Linked DNA regions of Homo sapiens: all the other regions are linked to region 1. The links are chromatin loops, found by intact Hi-C in ENCODE. Cell type or tissue: Calu3. All regions are shown on one strand. Each heading gives the region's core, and the rest is flanking DNA. Links, peaks and the distances in the headings are about the cores only. Region 1 has its middle 14 kb from the start of EZHIP. Region 2 overlaps LINC01284 (long intergenic non-protein coding RNA 1284). Region 3 overlaps NUDT10 (nudix hydrolase 10).

The links. Hi-C counts contacts between places; a loop is a spot of excess contacts. Peaks named below come from ENCODE experiments on the same cell type or tissue, not always from the same donor. Only the 100,000 strongest peaks of a DNase experiment are listed, where the experiment ranks them.
Region 2: a loop joins it to region 1, with 4 times the contacts of the local background. A loop is called at or near these places in 21 of 110 quality-filtered maps.
Region 3: it touches region 1 in a loop (7-fold over the local background); 57 of 110 quality-filtered maps call a loop at or near these places.

What each region holds. Positions count from the first base shown.
Region 1 is chrX:51,418,065-51,424,564 of GRCh38, reverse strand. No RefSeq gene overlaps it. Among named protein-coding and RNA genes, the nearest start is that of EZHIP, 14 kb to the right of the region's middle. In Calu3, for the core only: no CTCF peak of the experiment used is centred there; a DNase peak (open chromatin) is centred at 3,734.
Region 2 is chrX:51,142,134-51,148,633 of GRCh38, reverse strand. All of the region lies in intron 1 of LINC01284 (long intergenic non-protein coding RNA 1284), which reads left to right. Among named protein-coding and RNA genes, the nearest start is that of LINC01284, 26 kb to the left of the region's middle. In Calu3, for the core only: a CTCF peak has its summit at 3,628 (motif pointing left); a DNase peak (open chromatin) is centred at 3,593.
Region 3 is chrX:51,333,468-51,339,967 of GRCh38, reverse strand. It overlaps NUDT10 (nudix hydrolase 10), which reads right to left. Exons shown (of 2, transcript NM_001304963.2): 2 at 2,443-3,729. The coding sequence ends at 3,729. The region is part of intron 4 of LOC105373204 (a long non-coding RNA gene); the gene reads left to right. Among named protein-coding and RNA genes, the nearest start is that of NUDT10, 3.9 kb to the right of the region's middle. In Calu3, for the core only: no CTCF peak of the experiment used is centred there; no DNase peak of the experiment used is centred there.

The sequences.
Region 1 (6,500 bases), core at 810-5,809:
ACAATTTGATGAATTTTGATATATGAAGCCATCACCATCATCAAGATAATAAACATATCCATCATACCCAATATGTTCTTCATGCCCTTTTATAGTCTTTTCCTCCCACCTTCCCTGCCCCTTCATTTGCAGGTAACAATTAATATGCTTTATGACACTATAGTTTGCATTTTCTAAAATTTTATGTAAATAGAATCATATAGTATGTACTCTGTCTTGTTTCTTTCACTCAGCAGAATCATTTTGAGATTCTTTTATGTTTTTGCATGTATCAGTAGTTCAATACATTTAATTACTGAGTAGTATTTCATTTTAAGAATATACGAGTTTGTTTATCCATTTGCCATTGATAAACATTTGGATTGCTTTTAACTTTTGGCTATTTCAAATAAAGCTGCTATTAGAATAATCATGAACAAATCTTTGCATGGGCAGATGCTTTTATATTTCTGGATAATCACCTATGTAAATAATTTTTACAAAATGACCAAATTATTTTCCAAAGTGGTTGTATAATTCTACATTCCCACTAGCAGTATATGAGAGTTCCAATTATCCCATATCCTTGTCACACTTAGTATGGCCACTTGTTAATTTTAGTCATCCTAGTGGGTGTGTAGCGCTATCTCATTGTGATTTTAATTAGAATTTCCCTAATGACTTAAAGATGTTGAATCATCTTTTCTTGTGGTCATCTGTTGTCTCTATATCTTACCTGGCAAAGTGTTTGATGAACTACTTTTCAAAGTAAAACTGCATGATATGTCCCTGCAGAGCATATAATATTGAGTATATAATATTCTGTCAAGTACAGTTTTTTATTTTGACACAATTAAGGCCTCAATAAATGAGTAATTCCTATTTATTATGGAAAATCATATTATTATATTGAATCCAGTATCTGCAGAATGACTCCATATCACTCAATCTTGTGTGGGTAGTAATGGAAACATTTCTGTCACTGATTCATGATCTATTTAAACCAGGATTTCTCAATTTGGGTACTATAGACGTTTTGGGCCAGATAATTCTTTATTGTGGGATTTAGCAGCACCCCTGGCTCCTCTACCTACTAGATACTAGTAGGAAAATCCCAGTTGTGACAATCAAAAATATTTCCAGCTGTTACCAAATGTCCCTGAAGGGGGAGGGCAAAATTTTCCCTGATTGGGAATCACTAATTTAAACAAACCACTCTGAATTTTCCAGCAACGGCTATTCTCTTTGTTAGAAATATCTTCTGCTGCATCTCTAGTTAAGCCTTTCTCATATTACAAAATTTAGGGACATATATCTTCCTTTAGGCTGTCTTTACTGATCCACCAGACAAGGGAAAATACCCACTTTCTGTGATTCTTCATCCCAGTATCTATCTCTGTATAACATTGATCAAACTGTGTTGTCATTGTGTACCTGTCTTTTTCTCTCTCTATTCCTGTGAGCTTTTTGTCTGTTTTATCACTGTTCCTGTAACACCTGGTGCAGCAAGTGTTGAAGGAAGGAGTTAAGATACTTTCCATTTGTGTCCTTTGCTGACATGTGAACTACAGCTGGAAAGAATACACCATTTGCATTACTTTACATGGTGAATTGAGGCTCTAATACAGTTTCAAATGACTCATGATCTTGGACAGAAAATATAAAAAGGAAAATTAAGTCATAAAAACAACTCTACCTTTACTACTATAGTAAATACAATTATGTTGATTATAAATAGAATTGCAATAGTGAAATTACTGTAATCTGTGTGACCAGATTTGAAGTTTCCCTTGACTTGGAAGCTTCCATTAATGGGAAATAGCATTATGCCATATCTTCAAAATATATAGCCCATAGTTATACTACAAATTAGCTGTAGTCCAGAGAGAAGCTAAAATCACAGTTGTCAGAAAAAAATCCTTGGGGTTTATGGATTTGGTACTGTTGATGGCTGTTGTGAGACCTTGGTTCTTGTCTTCTTAGTTTAAAATAATTTAAACAAGAGACACACAGAAGAGGAGACACAAGATAGAGAAATTTATTGCAAAGGAAAAATAATATTTTGAAAGTTAAGTGCAGAATAGAGAGTACACCCTGAGACAGAGAGAATTCAGGGTGGGCTGCTCATAAGGATGAGACAGTGCTGATTACTACTGGGGAAACTCCCTTTCTGGGAGTCTTACATGATTATTCATAAGGAAGTGGGAAGACATGTTACTAGTAAGCATGTTCTGGGTGGTCCTCTGAATGTATATGCACAGTAGCTGTACATGCTTGTTCATAGGTCACATGTCTCATTAGCATCTTAAATCTCCACCCAGGGGTGTATTTATTTACTATTATAATGAACAAAGGGTCAGTTTGAGGACAGGCAAAATCAAAATGCACATCCTCTCTAGACGGGAAAGTCCCTACTGGAGATAGCTTTGCTTGAATGAACTTAACTACAATGCGAATGCTGGGGCTTATTGTGTTGACTGTATGGTCGCCATGGTTGCTGCATCCCGAGGACATGGTCACTTCCTTGACCACCTATCCTGCCTCAATTCCCCACCTAAGAGATTTTAGGGCCCATAATCATATGGGAGGTTGAGGGGCTAGGTAATTTTTTCTGAAACTGCTTCCTGCTCAGTGCAACATTGTCCCTGCCTAGCTGGGCCCTAAAGTCTCTTCTTGCCTGATCTAATGGAGTGTAAGCCATGTCATTCATGGGACCAGTGGACAAGAAATGAGATAGCTCATTAGCAGCTAAAGGTTGGAAGCTTTGCAAAACCATCATGTGGTCCTGGAATTGCTGTAAGCTAGAGAGCAAGAAATCAGTTAGAATTTTAAACAAAGTTAGCCCAAAAGTTAAGGCTAAAAGTATGGTAATAATTGCCACTTATATTAAGGGAAGCAGGGCAGATAATAGCCATTGCTTCTAAGTTTCCACAGAAGTTCCTAAAGATTCAATTTTGTCTGCCTGGAAAATAATATTTTTAATATTTTCTTGGACCAGACCAGACAGGTTGATATAAAAATGGCATTTTTCTCTTAGATACAAAAATATTCTTCCTTATTTAGCTGTGAGGAGATCTAAGGCTCTTTGATTCTGTAGGACTATAGCACCAGGGAGTCTAGCTGTTGTTGAAGCCTAGTTAGGTCCTTTGCTGTTTGTTGGAGGGCCGCTGCAGTCTCCTGAGACAGTTTATGCTGGCTTCCCAAGGCTCCAACTCCCATAGCTGACCCTGCTAATCCCAACAGAGAGGATAGGACTAAACCTAAGGGAATAAGGGGTTCTGCTTGAAACATATATTGAAATCCAGGAGGCCATGGGTGTCCCTAAGAGCAAAGCTGGACCATGGTGGGGTCCAGGGAGTCCCCTTGAATCCCCATAAAACTGAAGCCCTAGGAGGTAATGAGCATTTGCCATGCACCATCCTAAGTCTCACCGACACTGGACATCTCCAGGCACGACCAAGATGGCCCCTGCTGCCAGCTGGGGAGCTGGAATGTCTCCCCAACAAGCCTTTCTGTACCTCACTGGTTTGCCAGTTATAATACCTGGAATTCACCGGTGAAATCCCCGCAACTGGGCGTCCACATGACTGAGCATCTTTTGTTCAGCAAAGAAAGTCTATTGAAGGACAATCTGAAGGAGTCTGAAAATGCATAAAGCCTGGAGGAATGGGGTACTGTTAATGTGCTCCTGAAAATGGAGAAAATTTTGTAAACAGAAAACTCGATCAGCAAATAAACGTCCACTAGGTGGCAGTCTCAAGTACTGCTGGAGGGACAACAAACGAGCTGAGTTTGAAATGTGGCCTGAAAGATGTAAAACTAAGCAGCAAAATAACGCAAATATTGAATGTTGACAGCAACCCATGTGGTTAGTATAATTATGACTAGTACAGAAGCAACATTCAAAAGGAGAGCAGCACATATATTCATATAAGCAATACAGACAACTTAAAAACTTTTCTCACATATATTCATATAAGCAATACAGACAACTTAAAAACTTTTCTCCCAGAACTTCACTGAAACAATGCTGGAAAAAGCAGTGATGGTGATGCGGGAGTAGGGCAAGGAACTGCTGGATAGAGAAGGGCGGAGTCCCTGGTGAGGGCTCCACCCTCAGGCCTGTGCCCACGGACCTAAATGAGGGTACCTGAATTTAATCAGACACAGGAAAAGTGTGTCCAGGATTATGGGTGTACACTATATTAAAGAGGGATGGAAACAAGAAAACTAGTACCTTGAGCAGAGGGGAATACATGGTTTTTAGTAACAGCATGGGAAATTTCCTGATTACATGGAACAATTCAGAAACATCAACAGAAGTCAAAAGTACAGAATCAAGTTGTACTGAAGGAAACATTGTCTTTCTAGACTTTCAAGATAAACATTTTAGCATCAGGCCATAACATCCGTGTTAGAACTGGAGAAAAAATTACAGGAGGTGATGAAAAGGTTGAAGGAGAGGATTATTACCCCAGCCAAGCAAAACGATATAGCTTTTCAAGGGTAAAAAGGACAGCTGCATTTCTAACCTGAAACTAGGAAAATTAGGTAGATCTAAGAAAGAAATGTGGCATAAATAAAAACTGTTTATAATTTGAAGGATGGCTGTTAAGGGAAGAGATTTTGGAATTAAAAATAAAAACATCCTGCAACTTTACTAAGAGCAAATCAATATTTTAAGAAAATCTTGTTCTAACACAGGGGATTAGATTTTAAAATTCTGCATCAGTGCATTTCTAAACATCAAAGCTCAATCCTTAGAAAGACCAATAAAAATTTTCCTTTCAATCATAGCCAACCTGATCACACAGAAAATTCCTTTTATAAACTTTCTTTTCATAAGCCTATTATAATGTGCTTAGACAATTTATAACATGTTTAGATTTTCTGCTTTCTCCTATACTTCCTCTTTCTTAAATAATCAGTCACTTTAGGACAAAAATTTACCACAAGAGATTATTTCTTATACAAAATTATTCTCTTTTCTCTTCAATCTATCTTACCAAAATATACATCCTACTCTCCTCATATACTTGCATACAGACTGTATTTCTCGTCTGTTTAATCACACACATTAATTAAAATGTTAACTCTTAGTAACCCTAATCTTCAGTGAAAACCTGGGACTTAAGCAATTTTTAACTGCCAATCATGTACCAACAATCCATGAATACACATTTTACAATTTCCAGAAACATAGGCTAACAGAATATCCTTTTAATATGGAACAGGACATATTTACCAACAGACTCAAATGACTTTTGTTTCTTTCAAATAAGAAGCCAAAAGCATATGAGCCTGAACTCGTATTCAGTAACCAATGTCTCAGAATTACATCTTATCTGGAAATGATCTAATTCAATTGAATGAACGTCCTCCCAAGTAAACATATTATGAAACATAACCATTTTCAAAAGTTCATTTACAAACTTTTATCCCATTTACATCCATTCAATTCATTCACTCTTAACAATTACATCTAGAAGACTTCATGAGACACTAGAAAAATCTAGCCACTAGCGTAAACAAAATTTTCTGTCAACAATTTTACATTACTGTATGCCAGATAAGTATAAAAGAACCCTAAATTTAAATATATACGTATTTTTCTAATGACTCAGAAGACATAGCCATTGCCACCAAACCAACAATATTAGACCAGTCCCATCCACCAAAAGATGGCTGTCACATGAACTTGAAAAGCATTTGCGTTTATTTGCTTAATTTACGAGTATTCATTTATTTATAAGCCAATTTGGTTCTGTAGACAATATACAGATATATACATATACACACACACACAAAGAAAATACAGACAGACAAAAAAGATCTTGTAGCTTTAATCCTAAGCCTGTAGCTATGAGTCAGGTAAAACTCATAGTTTAAAGAACAGTTAGATTCAAACTATTTCTCTGTAAATGGAATAAACTGACATTTGTCTGTCCCACATGGCTGATGCCTTTACCGAATTTTAGAGAACAGGGCAACAAATTTACATTTCAAAGCACAGAAAATTTAGGCTTTTTCAAGTAGTTTGGGTGTTTTAGAGGAAGACTGAAATGGATACCAAGGTAACATAAAATCATGGGAATTTATCACAGAATTTTACAAGAAAACATACAGATGAGTCTAGAGAAAATGTAATCCCTTCAAAATCAAAGAGTAGAAGAGGAAGGAGGGAGTGAAAGATAAAGCAGAGGTGGGAAAAAAGGTGCAGAAGACAGGCCGAGTGGCAGGCAAGGGGAAGCTAGTGGAAGAAGGTTCTTCCAGAGCGGGCTTCTTTTTTCCAGCTTTAGTTTCAATCTGACAAGCACTTCTCTCTGTTTCATTAAGGCACTCACTCAATTGGGAATTATTTTCCCTAAGAGGCAATGGTAGCCCCTTGATTCCATTTAGAACTTTCAAAGTACCAGTTGAAAAAAAGGTTTCCCATTGTCTCTGGAATGTTCCATGTTTTCTTTCTTCTAATTGTGCCTGCACATAGTCAGGTTTTGGAATTTCAAAGAAGCCCCATTTGG
Region 2 (6,500 bases), core at 868-5,867, 280 kb after region 1:
AATTCTGGAACAGAAATACAATAGCCAAAATGAAAAACACATGGAGGGTCTCAACAGCAGAAGTGATCAAGCTGAAGAGCAAATTAGTGAGCATGAAAACAGGATATGTGGAAAATACACATTTATAGGAAAGAAAAAAATGTCAAAAGTGAAGAATGCATATGAGTTCAGAATAGCCTCAAAAAAGAAAATCTGAGAGTCATAGGCCTTTAAGGGGGAGTTGAGAAAGAGCAAGGGGTAGAAAGTTTATTCAAAGAGACAATAATAGAAAACTTTTCAAACATAGAGAAACATATAAATATCCAGGTACAGGAAGGTCAAGTATCACCAAACAGGTTCAACCAAAGGAAGCCTATACCAAGGCATATGATAAGAAAAATCTCAAAGGTCAAGGACAAAGAGAGGATCCTAAAAGCAGCAAAAGAAGCAAATAACATATGAAGGAGTTCTGATTTCTCTGACAATGGACTTCTCATCAGAAACCCTTTAGGCCAAGAGGGAGAGGGATGACATATTCCACGTACCAAAGGGAAAAAAAAAATATTGTGCCCAGAAAAGCTATCCTTCGAACATGAAGAAAAGATAAAGACTGTTCAGGAAAAACAAGAATTGAGGGAATTCATCACCACCAGACCTGTGTTACAAGAAATACTAAAGGGAGTTTTCAATTAGCCAGAAAAAGATGCTAATGTGCAAGAAAAAATCATCTGAGGCTATAAAACTCAATGATAAAAGTAAGTACACAGGCAAATTCAGAATACTCTAATGCTGTAATTGTGGCATGTAAATGGACCTTACTTTTAGTGTAAAGACTAAAAACTCAAATTTATCAAAACTGATGTTGACTACTATACTTTATTAAGAAGTATATGATATAAAAAGATGATAATTGAGGCAACAGCGTAATTGTGGGTGGATGGAGTTAAAGTGTAAAATTGTTTAGTTGTTGCTTTGTTTGTTTGCTTCTTTTCCTTATGATAAAAGTTATCATCAGTTCAAAATAGCTTGCTATAGAGTTTTTTTTTGTAAGCCTCATGGTAACCACAAGCAGAAATTCTATAATAGAAACACTTAAAATGAAAAGAAAGGAATTAAAACATGCCACCAGTGAAAAACACCTAACCATAAAGGAAGACATTAAAAAAGAAGAAAGGATGAGAGGAGTTAAAAAAAAAACAACCAGAAAACAAGTAATAAAATGGCACTAGGAGGTCCTTACTTATCAATAATTACATTGAATGTAAATGGACTGAATTCTCCAATTAAAAGACATAGAGTGACTGAATAGATAAAAACCAGCACCTAATTATATGCTTAATGTTACTTCACCTATAAAGACATACATAGACTGGAAGTGTAGAGACAGAAAAAAGATATTACATTAAAATAGAAACCCAAAAAGAGCAGTAGTAACTATGCTGCTCTCAGATAAAATACACATCAAGTAAAAAACAGTAAAAAGTGACAAAGAAGTTTGTTATATAAGGATGAAGTGGTCAGTTCAGCAAGAAGATGTAACAATTATAAATATATATGCATTCAATGCCAGAGCACTCAAATATATAAAGTAAATATTAATAAATATAAAGGAAGAGAGAGATTGAAATCCAATAGTAGTTGGGGACTTCAACACCCGACTTTCAGTGTTGGACAGATCATCCAGACAGAAAATTGACAAGGAAACATCAGAGTTAAACTGCACTCTAGACCAAATGTATCTAACTGTCTTTTACAGAACATTTCATCCAACTGTTACAGAATTCACATTCTTCTCATCAGCACATGAAACATTCTCAAAGAAAGACTGTATTATAGTCCAAAAAACAAGTTTCAGTAAGTGCAACAACATTAAAATCCTATCAAGCACCTTTTCTGACCAAAACACTATGAAAATGGAAATCAAAAACAGGAGGAATTTGAAAAATGTACAAATACATGGAAATTAAATTACATGCTCTGGAACAAACAAAAGGTCAATGAAGAAATTAAAAGAAAATTAAAAAAATTTCTTGAAACAAATAAAATTGGAAACATAATATATCAAAAGCTATGATAAGCATCAGAAGCAACACTAATAGGAAAGTTTATAGCAATAAATGCTTACATCAAAAAAGTAGAAAGACTTCAAATTAACAAATGAATAATGGACTTCAAAGAACTAGGAAAGCAAGAACCAACCAAACTCCAAATTACTAGAAGGAAAAGAATAATATAAAGATCAGAGCAAAACATAAATAAAATTGAGACGAAAAAAACCCCCAGAAGATCAATAAAACAAAAAGCTAGTCTTTTGAAAAGATAAACAAAATTGACAAACCTCTAGCTAGACTAAGAAAGAGAGAAGGACGAGAATAAGATGGCCAAATAGAACCCTATAGTGATTGTCCCCTGCCACAGGAACACCAATTACATGACTGTTCATGCAAGACAACACCATCATAAGAACCAAAAAAAATCAGGTTAGTGATTACAGCACCTGGTTTAACATAATATTGGTTGGTGCAAAAATTATCACGGTTTTCGCCATTGCTTTTAATGGTAAAAACCACAATTACTTTTGCACCAATCTAATATCAAGGAATGTGGTTTTAAGAAGGTAAGAAACATAGTTTTGCATTGGATACACCACCCATCCTCCAAGCCCCTGCAGCATCGTGCAGAGAGATAATCTATACTTGGAAGAAAAAGAGTGAAGTGATTGTGGAACTTTGCTTTGGAATTCAGTTCTGCTCTGTCACAGTGGAACACAAAACGGCAGAATTCTGCTGGTGCCCACAGAAAAAGCAACTAGACCAGCCACAGCCAGAGGCTAATTCTTAGCCCCAGTGGAAGGAACTCAAATTCTGGCTGGCTCCCCAACTCGCTGACTAAAGCGGCCTGGGTCTCAGAATAAATTTGAGAGGCAGTCAGGCCACAAGGATGCAGTCCTTGGGCAAGCCCTGTTGCTGCACTAGGCTCAGAGGCAGTGGACTTGGGTTGCGCATCACCCAGTGAGACACCAGTTGTGGTGGCCATGGGAGTACCTGTCTGCCCTCCCCAAACTCCAGGCAGTGCAGCTTGAGAAGAGTTTCCTTCTGCTTTGGGAAAGCAGAGGGAAGAGTCCCGAGGACGTTGTCTTGCAGGTCCAGTGCCAGTTCAGCCACTGTAATATTCCTGAAGAAATTTAAAAGATTTCTGAAGCCCCTGATTCCAGGCCATAGATCATATATTAATAGCATTTCTAGACCTACTCTGGACCAGAAGGGAATCTGCTGCCCTGTTGGGACAGACCCAGTCCTGGTAGGATTCACAAACTGCTGACTAAAGAGCCCTTGAGACTTGAATAAACATCAGTGGTAGCCGGGTAGTAGTTGCCACAGGCCTTGAGTGAGACCCAGCACTTTACTGGCTTCAGGTGTGACTCAGTGCAGTGCCAGCAGCGGTGGCCACAGGAGTGCTTTCATCACTCTTCCCCCTACTCCAGGGAGCCCAGCATGGAGAGAGACTCTTGATGAGAGAAAGAGAGGGAAGAGAGGGAGAGATTTTGTTTGATAGCCCAGGGAATTCTCTCTGATCTTACCCAGGCCCACCAAGAGGGTGCTGCTAGGAGTCTGCAAGAGTCACAGGGTTACCGGGTTTGGGGAGCCCCCTAGTGGTAATATGACTGCAATGACTACAGGCTTAGATTACCACATTCAATTCTCTTTGAATACCTGGAATGCCTTCTCAAGAGAAATGGGTGCAAATAAGCCCAGACTGCTGAGATTGGAATGAATACCTAACTACATAATGCCCAGACATCAACAAATATCCAAAAGCATCAAGAACATTCAGGAAAATATGACCTCACCAGACTAATTAAATAAGCCTTCGGTGATCCATCCCAGAGTGATGGAGATATGTGAACATTCAAGCAGAGAATTCAAAATAGCTGTTTTCAGAAAGTTCAATAAAATGTAAAGACCACACAGAGAATGATTTCAGAATTCTATAAAAGAAAATTAACAAAGAGATTGAAATAATTAAGACAATCAAGCAGAAATGACAGAGCTGAAAAATTCAACTGACAAACTGAAATATGCGTTAGAATCTCTCAACAACAGAATTGATCAAGCAAAGGAAAGGGTGAATGAGAAGAGAGGTTATATGAAAAACACACTCGGAGGAGGAAAATATACAAAATAATAAAACATGTCTACAAGATCTAGAATAGTCACAAAATAGCCAATCTAAGAGTCATTGGCATTAAAGAGGAGATAAAGAGGAAAATCAGGGTAAAAAGTTTACTCAAAGAAATAGTAACAGAGAACTTTTCAAACCTAGAGCAAGACATAAATATCCAGGTATGATAAAATCATAGCATACCAAGCAGATCCAACCAAAATAAGACTCGCTCAAGGTATTTAATAATCAAACTCTCAAAAGTCAAAGAAAGATCCTAAAAGCAGTAAGAGAAAAGAAACAAATAACCTATAAAGGAGCTCCAATATGTCTGGCAGCAGAATTCTGAGCTAAAACATTACAGGCCGGGAGGGAGCAGGATGACATATTCAAAGTGCTGAAGAAAAAATCCTTTCACCCTAGGATATTATATCCAGCAAAAAAATCCTTCAAATATGAAAGAGAAATGACTTTTTCAGACAAACAAAAGCTGAGAGATTGTGTCATCACCAGGCCTGTACTACAAGAAATGCTGAAGAGAGTTCTTAAGCCTGCAAGAAAAGGACATTAATGAACAAGAAATCATCTGAAGGTGTAAAACATGCTGCTAATAGTAAGTACAAAGACAAATACAGAAAAATCTAACACTGTAATTGCAATGTATATACTACTTATATTTTGAGTAGAAAGATTAAAAGGCAAACCTAGCAAAAATAATTACCATGTCAACTTTTTAAGAGATAGGTAGTATAAATAAATATAAATAGAGACAACAAACAGTTAAAAGGTGGGCCTGGGAGATGGAGTTACAGTGTAGGGTTTTTTAGTTTTATCTGTTTTGTTCTTTTTTGTAATCAGAGAGAATTAGTCATCAGTTTAAAATAATGGATTATAAGATGTTATTTGCAAATCTCATGGTAACCACAAATTAAAATCCCACAACAGATACACAAAAAATAGAAGGCAAAAAATTAAAACATACTACCAGAGAAAATGATTTCTCCCCTTTTGAAGACAGAAAGGAAGAAAGAAAAAAGAACAACAAAGCCAAACCACAAATTAGTAGAAAAATAATGAAGATCAGAGCCAAAGAAAATATATGACACCAAAAATATGATACAAAAGATCAATGAAACAAACAGTTGGTTTTTTTTTGAAAAGACAAGCAAAACTGAGAAACCTTTAGCCAGACAGACTAAGAAAAAAAACAGAGATTACCCAAATAAAATCAGCGATGAAAAGGAGACATTACTGCTGATGCCACGGAAATTCAAGTCATTTGAGAGTATTATGAACAACTATATGCCAACAATTTGGAAAACCTAGAAAAAATGGATAAATTCCTAGAAACAAACAAAACAATTCAATCCCAAGATTGAACCAGGAGGAAATTGAAAATCTGAATAGACTAATAACAAGTAATGATACAGAAGCTGTAATAAAACATCTCCCATCAAAGAAAAGCCCATGACCTGATGGCTTCACCTTTGAATTCTACCAGACATTTAAGAAAGAACTAATAACAATCCTCCACAATCTATTCCAAAAAATCAAGGAGAATCAAATACTACCAAATTCATTGTACAAGGCCAATATTACCCTGAAAACAAAACCAGAAGAAGACACAATAGAAAAACAAAACTATGTGCCAATATCTCTGATAAATGTAGATACAAAAATCCTCAACAAAGTACTAGCAAACTGAATTCAACAATGTATTAAAAAGATGATTCATCATGATAAAGTGGGGTGTAGCCCAGCAACACAAAGATGTTTCAACATACACAAATCAGTAAATGTTATCAGTTAACATTTACTGATATATCATCACAACAGAATGAAAGACAAAAACCATATGATCATTTTGATTGATGCTAAAAAAATGTGTTCAATGAAATTCAATGGTCCTTCATGGTAAAACCTCTCAACAAACTGGGTGTAGAAGGAACATACCCCAAAACAATGAAGACCGTATGTAACAAACCCACAGCTAACATCAAACTGAATGGGGAAAAACTGAAAGCCATTCCTCTAAGATCTGGGACGAGACAAAGATATCCACATTCACCACTTTTATTCAACATACTACTGGAAGTCCTTCCTTTCAAGAACAATTAGGCCAGAGAAAGAAATGAAGGAAATCTACATTGAAAAGGAAGAAGTCAAATTGTCCTTGTTTGCACATAACATAATGTATTTAGAAAAGACTAAACAGCTAACCAAAAAACTGATGGACTGATAAATTCAGTAAAGTTGCAGGATACAAAATCAAAATTAAAAAACCAATAGCATTTTAATATATCAACAACATACTATCTGATAAAGAAGTCAAGAAAGCATACCCATTTATAATAGCAACA
Region 3 (6,500 bases), core at 809-5,808, 85 kb after region 1:
AATAATCCTAATTGCTGTCTATGTTTTTTACCTGTAAATTAAAATAATTAGGATACTTGTGTTCATTCAAAGGTTCTTACATTAAATAAATACTGAAGGATTACCATGTTCTTAAATCATTTGTATTTGGGAAGCTTTAAGCCTTCAGTGAATTATCAAATGCAGCTGTGGGCCAATTTAGCACCTAAGGGAATATCACACAGTCCTTTATGAAGCTAAGAAGTCAGGAATATATTGGTACTGGAAAATCCTGAAAAATAAAGGCATGGTTTATAGATGAAATATTCTTCCCAATAAAGGGAAACTTAAAAGAGAAACTTGATCAGAGATCACAGTCTTACGGTATCTCATTTTTCATATTTTCAGGTAAACAAATACCTGGCAAAATAATAGCTATGTGTTTTTCACAAGTAGGAGGTGTGGCAACCATTTATATAATAAACATGTTAGGAACATCTGTGGGATGCCATATTCCAGGCTCTGTGCCCGACTCAGGACACAGAGACAACCCAGTCTGGCTCTCAAAGCTAGTGGACCTCAGAATTAAGAAGACAGAGACATTCAGGCTAATAAGTATACTTTTGATAAGAACTATGACAAAACAGGGCTGGGCATGGTAGCTCACACCTGTAATCCCAGCACTTTGGGAGGCCAAGCCAAGTAGATGGCTAGAGCCCCAGAGTTTGAGACCAGCCTGGGCAACATGGCGAGACTCCATCTCTACAAAAACTGAAAAAATAGCCAAGTGTGGTGGTACACATCTGTAGTCCCAGTTACTCTAGAGGCTAAGGCAGGGGGATCTCTCGAGCCCAGGAATTTGAGGCTGCAATGAGCTATGATCATGCCACTGCACTCCTGTTAGGGCAACAGAGCAAGAGCCCATCTGTATGAAAAAAGAACTATTTCAAAAAATATCAAGAAGGGCTTCTCAGAAGCAGTGATTTACAAAAGTAGGGACTGTAATTACCGCAAATTTACAGATGAGAAAATTGAAAATTAGAGAGGTAAACTAATCTGGCAGAGGCCATACAGCCTCTGGTCAAGACAGTTTTGAGCTATAGCTTGTTGGATTCCGAATCACTAAATTGTTTTAATTTACATCCACCAAACTACAGCTTCCCTGGCTCTGCTTGCCTCTAAACTTAAAAAAAAATCTGCTGGCCGGGCGCGGTGTCTCACGCCTGTAATCCCAGCACTTTGGGAGGCCGAGACGGGCAGATCACGAGGTCAGGAGATTGAGACCATCCTGGCTAACACCGTGAAACCCCGTCTCTACTAAAAATACAAAAAATTAGCCGGGCGTGGTGGTGGGCGCCTGTAGTCCCAGCTACTTGGGAGGCTGAGGCAGGAGAATGGTGTGAACCCGGGAGGCGGAGCTTGCAGTGAGCCAAGATCGTGCCACTGCACTCTAGCCTGGGTGACAGAGCAAGACTCCATCTCAAAAAAAAAAAAAATCTGCTACAATCAGAGTAGACTCAAATTAGAAAACAATTTCCAGGGAAAACTTGATGAAAGTTTTTCTGGTATATCATGGTGCCTTCTCACAGGGGAATCTTGGAACTGAAAGCTCTGTCCAGCTATGACTGGTAAAGGGCTCTAAGGTAAACTTTTCACCTCCCCTTTTCCCAGTAACAGTTGGTTCTGGGGAGTTGCTTGCTCTTGGGATTGGAACACACTTAAAGAACAGAAGTAGAAGGGGCAGCTTCAGCTTCAGTACTTCACACTTAGGAAGGAATTCATCTTCCCTAGGAGGGACCTTTAATACTCTTCTCACTTTCTGCCTGTTCCTTCTTGACTCACAAAAACATCAGGACAGACACCATGTTTGTTGATGTAAGCACAGCCTTTACAGAATTTTAGCCTTTGCAGAAATTTAAGCACAGTCCAGAACTGAAGGAGTATCTGCAATCTGTGAAATGCAAAATGGTCCACTGAAGTCAGGAATGTTAACTGCTTAATTTCCTTTTTTACCTACCTTCAAATATAACTTTAAACTTAATTATGTGCAGCTAACAAGTTTACAGCTATTGTTCCCTTAAAAACTATTCAAAAAGTGGCTTATGTAGATTTTTATAAAATTCCATAAACTTTCTCCTTGGAGACTCCACCTCTTTGATTTTTCACATTTGTATGAACTGGTATGTAGGTGTTATCAAAACCCCTGCTCAACAGCATATAAGAATCCATTCTTATTTTCTAGTATGAATAAATAAGAATCTAGCTTTTCCTATTTCAATGGGCCAAATTAAAAGAAAAAACTGCTAACATTGGTCTACAGCAAGGGAACTGCTAGCCACTCCAGGGTATTTCTCCCTTCTCTTTTTGGGCATTTGACCCCTTGGGCCAGAAGCGGTATGCCACAGCCAACCTTTTTTAAACAATCTAAATATTTTCCTTTTTTTCTACCTTATATATTAGGCTTAATAAGAATAACTCCAGTAATTATTTTTATAAACTTTATTACGGAAAATGCCAAACATACAAAAATAGAGATGAACATATATAATGAACCATCATTTTAGCCATCACCCAGCTTCAACAATTATCAAGGCCAATTTCGTTTCATCAATATTTCCAATGCACTTAACATCCAGACTTATTATTTTGAAGCAAATTCCAAGAATCATATCATATCAGCCACAGATGTTTGAGAATGTAGATGAGGACCCTTCTTTCTAACATAATGATAAAACCATTATTCTAATACCAAATACCCCACCAATGTTCAAATTACCCCGATTGTCTCATAAATGTATTCGTTTTACAGTTCGGTCAAATCACAATTCAAATAAGATCCAATTAACAATTGGTTAATATGTCTCTTAAGTCTCTTTAAATCTATAGGTTCATCCTCCATCTTTCATCCTTGCAAGTTATTTACAGAAGAAACTAGGTCATGTGTCCTGTAGTTTCTTATAGTCTGGATTCTGCTGATCTCATCTCCATGGTGTAAAATAATGTTTCTCTGCCCTATTTTCTAAAGATTAGGAATTATTTCTAGGGGCATGGTCAAATTTAGGTTCAATGTTTGGGCAAATATTTTAAGAGACGGAGTCTCATTATATTGCTCAGGCTAGACTAAAGCTCCTGGGCTCAAGCTATTCTTCTGCCTCAGCCTCCTGAGGCAGACGCGTAACACTGTGCCTGGCTTTGCAAATATATTTTACAGATAGTGTAGTATACTGCCATCTGGAGGCACACATCTGGGATGACACAGACATAGGAGTAAGAATTTTTGCTTTCTAGTATCTCACAGCTGCCTTGAAGCAGTTGTGTGACACTTGATAAACAAAAGTCACATATATGCTAGACAGATTAGAAAGGGATTGTTTAACCATTCAGTATCATTACAAAATATGAACTACTGAAACAAATCTTCAGTGATGTCTACCATATTCTAAGCAATATCTTATATGCTAGATATATAAAAAAGACTAAGGAAACAAGTTCCTGGCATTCAAGGGCGTATACTCTGCCGGGAAATACAGACACATAAGAGCACAAAAAAGGCCACAGGTGCCAAGTTAGAATTATGTACAGATACAGCGGTAGTGCAACAACCTGGAGAATAGTCATTGTAATAAACAGGGAAGAAGTGTCCAAAAGCATAGGATGAGCTGTGTCCTTGGAGTGTGAAAGAGCTCATCTGTGCTTCACAATTCCATTCATCCATCCATTCACATACTTGATTCTTTCAAAGTAAATCTGAACAACATCTATGCCATTCACCTAAAAAGAAAAATTCTTATTAATAGGGTTTTATTGGTTCATCCATTCCTCTAATCAACAAATACTTATTGAGCACCTACTATGGCTCATCAACCATTTTGAATTGGAAAAGCCTTCAGTGAATTATCGAATGCAGTTTCACTGTGAGGCCAGATGAGAGCCTGAGGGAATAACAGATTGTCCCAGGTACATTATGAAGCTCAGAAATCGGGAATACACTTGTAGACATTTCTAATCTGTGGATCAAAGACAAATGTCTCCAAATTTCAGGCACTGTTCTAGGCTCTGAGGATATGGGGGAGGATTCAGTCTGGGTCCTAGTCCTCAAAAAGTCCATATTCTAATAGGCCAACAGTCATTCAGAAAGATGATTGCAATACAAGAATGATGCTGAGAATATTTGTTTTGACTGATGCTTCCACAAAAGGAACTCTGAAAAATAAAACTCTGGCCAGCTGTTAGTGCTGTAAGCTCTAATCTCCCTTTTCCCAGTCAACAACTATGGAGGGAGGACATGCTTTTTCTTACAATTGAACTCCACTTAAAGGCAAGTGAGACAAGGAGCAGCTCCAGCATCAGAGCCCTTTAAACCATCTATCCCACAAGGGCCCTCTAATGTTGCTGTTTCTTTACAAGCTCTTACACATACACACTTCAATTTTTATCAATTTTCTACAGGACTTAAAAATATTTATGGCCACCTTTCACCCCTTTCAGGGTTACTTCTTTCAAAGGTGACCTGATCAACAGAACATAGGTTTCTTAGAAAATATGTTAACCATCCAGAGCAAATTCTGTATCAAGCAACCAAACTTACCTTTACTCCAACATGTCGTCTTCAAATTTTTTTTAGAATAAGAAAAAGTAGGCACTTGTCCATTGGGGGACAGGGACGAGGGGGAAAATCAGTCTTTTTTTTTTTTTTTTTTTTTTGAGACGGTCGCCCAGGCTGGAGTGCAGTGGCACGATCTCGGCTCGCTGCAACCTCCGCCTCCCGGGATCAAGCGATTCTCCTACCTCAGCCTCCCGAGTAGCTGGGATTACAGGCGCACACCACGATGCCCAGCTAGTTTTTGTATTTTTAGTAGAGACGGGGTTTCACCATGCTGGCCAGGCTGATCTTGATCTCCTAACCTCGTTATCTGCCCGCCTCGGCCTTCCAAAGTGCTGGGATTACAGGCGTGAGCCACCGCGCCCGGTCCCCCAGCCCCCACCCATACTCTCTTCAAAAACTAGACATTTCCTCAACTGTCATGGGAGATGAAATCCAGAAGAGGAACCTAGAATTTACATAGCGAAACCCAAAATTTCTTAATAGAAAGTGCGTAACAGTGACCCATAGAACAAGACTCCATCTCAAAAAAAAAAGTTAAGGGACCCCAATACCTGTCAATAATGTTTAAGAGATATGACATAGTCTAGGTTGCTCTAGAAATTAGGAATGATCTTTTCATTCGAATACCCTCTTCACAAAATAGGTTTTCCTTCTACCTAATGTCAGACATGGCTGGGGGAACAGCGGAAGGTCCAGAAGAGAGATTTAGCTATTCTAGATGGGATTCCTGACTTCAAGCAAGTACTGAGGCAAACGTGAGAGCTTTTAATTTGGCACCCAGAAAAGGTGGTACTGTGAGACAAAACAATTACTCTCTATCATTGAGAGATTGTTCAGGAATCCTAATAGTTTGACAATTCTGTACCAGCTGAACATCGCTAGAGCTAACTCTGTTGGGATGTAATCACCACAAAAGATTCCATTCCTGTGGTTACTGGGAGTCAGGGAGGTTAAGCGGAATGTCACTACATTCAAATATGGAATGGAAACCACTTTCTTTCAAAAACAAACTTAAATCCAGAGAACCATGGTTCTTCTATGGTATCCAGTAAGGGGCAATGGGAGTTGGAAGTTGAGTATGGGAAATCAAATTCTGTGAATACAGTTTTTCTGATCAGATGCGTTTGGCTAGCAGATCCCCAGCAGCATCTATTCAGTAAGGTTAATCTACATGGGAAATAGCGATTTAAAGTCAGCAGTGAAAAATTACTTGTGAAAATTTTTTGAAAACCAAATGACCTACATAGAAATAGAAAAAGAAATTTCTGAAAGGGGCAAATGAGATACCACTTCAGAGGCTAGAGCGACTGTCGAGTGCAGAAAGAGCACAAGATGTAGGATTTCCTAATGTTTTTACGAATTCAAAACTGATTTTTTAAACCAACTCCCACCACAGAAGGCCTCCCTGACAACAAGGGCGAACGCTGTGAAGGAGAAAACAACTCAAGGGAAAAAAATACTAAAAGATGCCACACAACCAAGCTGGTCAGACTTTAAAGGCCTCCACTACCAAACAAACCACAAGGCTGGTATCAAAAATGTGCACGCACCCACGAATATGTGTGAAATATAAAAGAACCAAAAACATCACAGGGCGCACAGGCAGACACACACACTCCCCGCCCACCCCTCGCCCCCCACCCCCCCCCCCCCCGCCCAAAAGCAGGGTGAACAGTTACAGCACCTAAAACCCCAAGCGGCATAGGCTTCTCCGAAACATTTTACAGGGTAACCAAGAAGCGATTTTGAAAGCAACTGAAAAACGTGCCAACTGAAAACAGGGCCTGGCAACAGTTTGCAAGCGTGATTCAGAGGGTCTGCCAAGGAAACAAAAGCCTCCCTCCTGCCCATGAGACCGCACATGGTACGAGAGGTGCTCCAGGCGGGATGCATTTTAAGCAAGGCAGACAAACAGAAGTCTGTGCGGGCGCAAGCG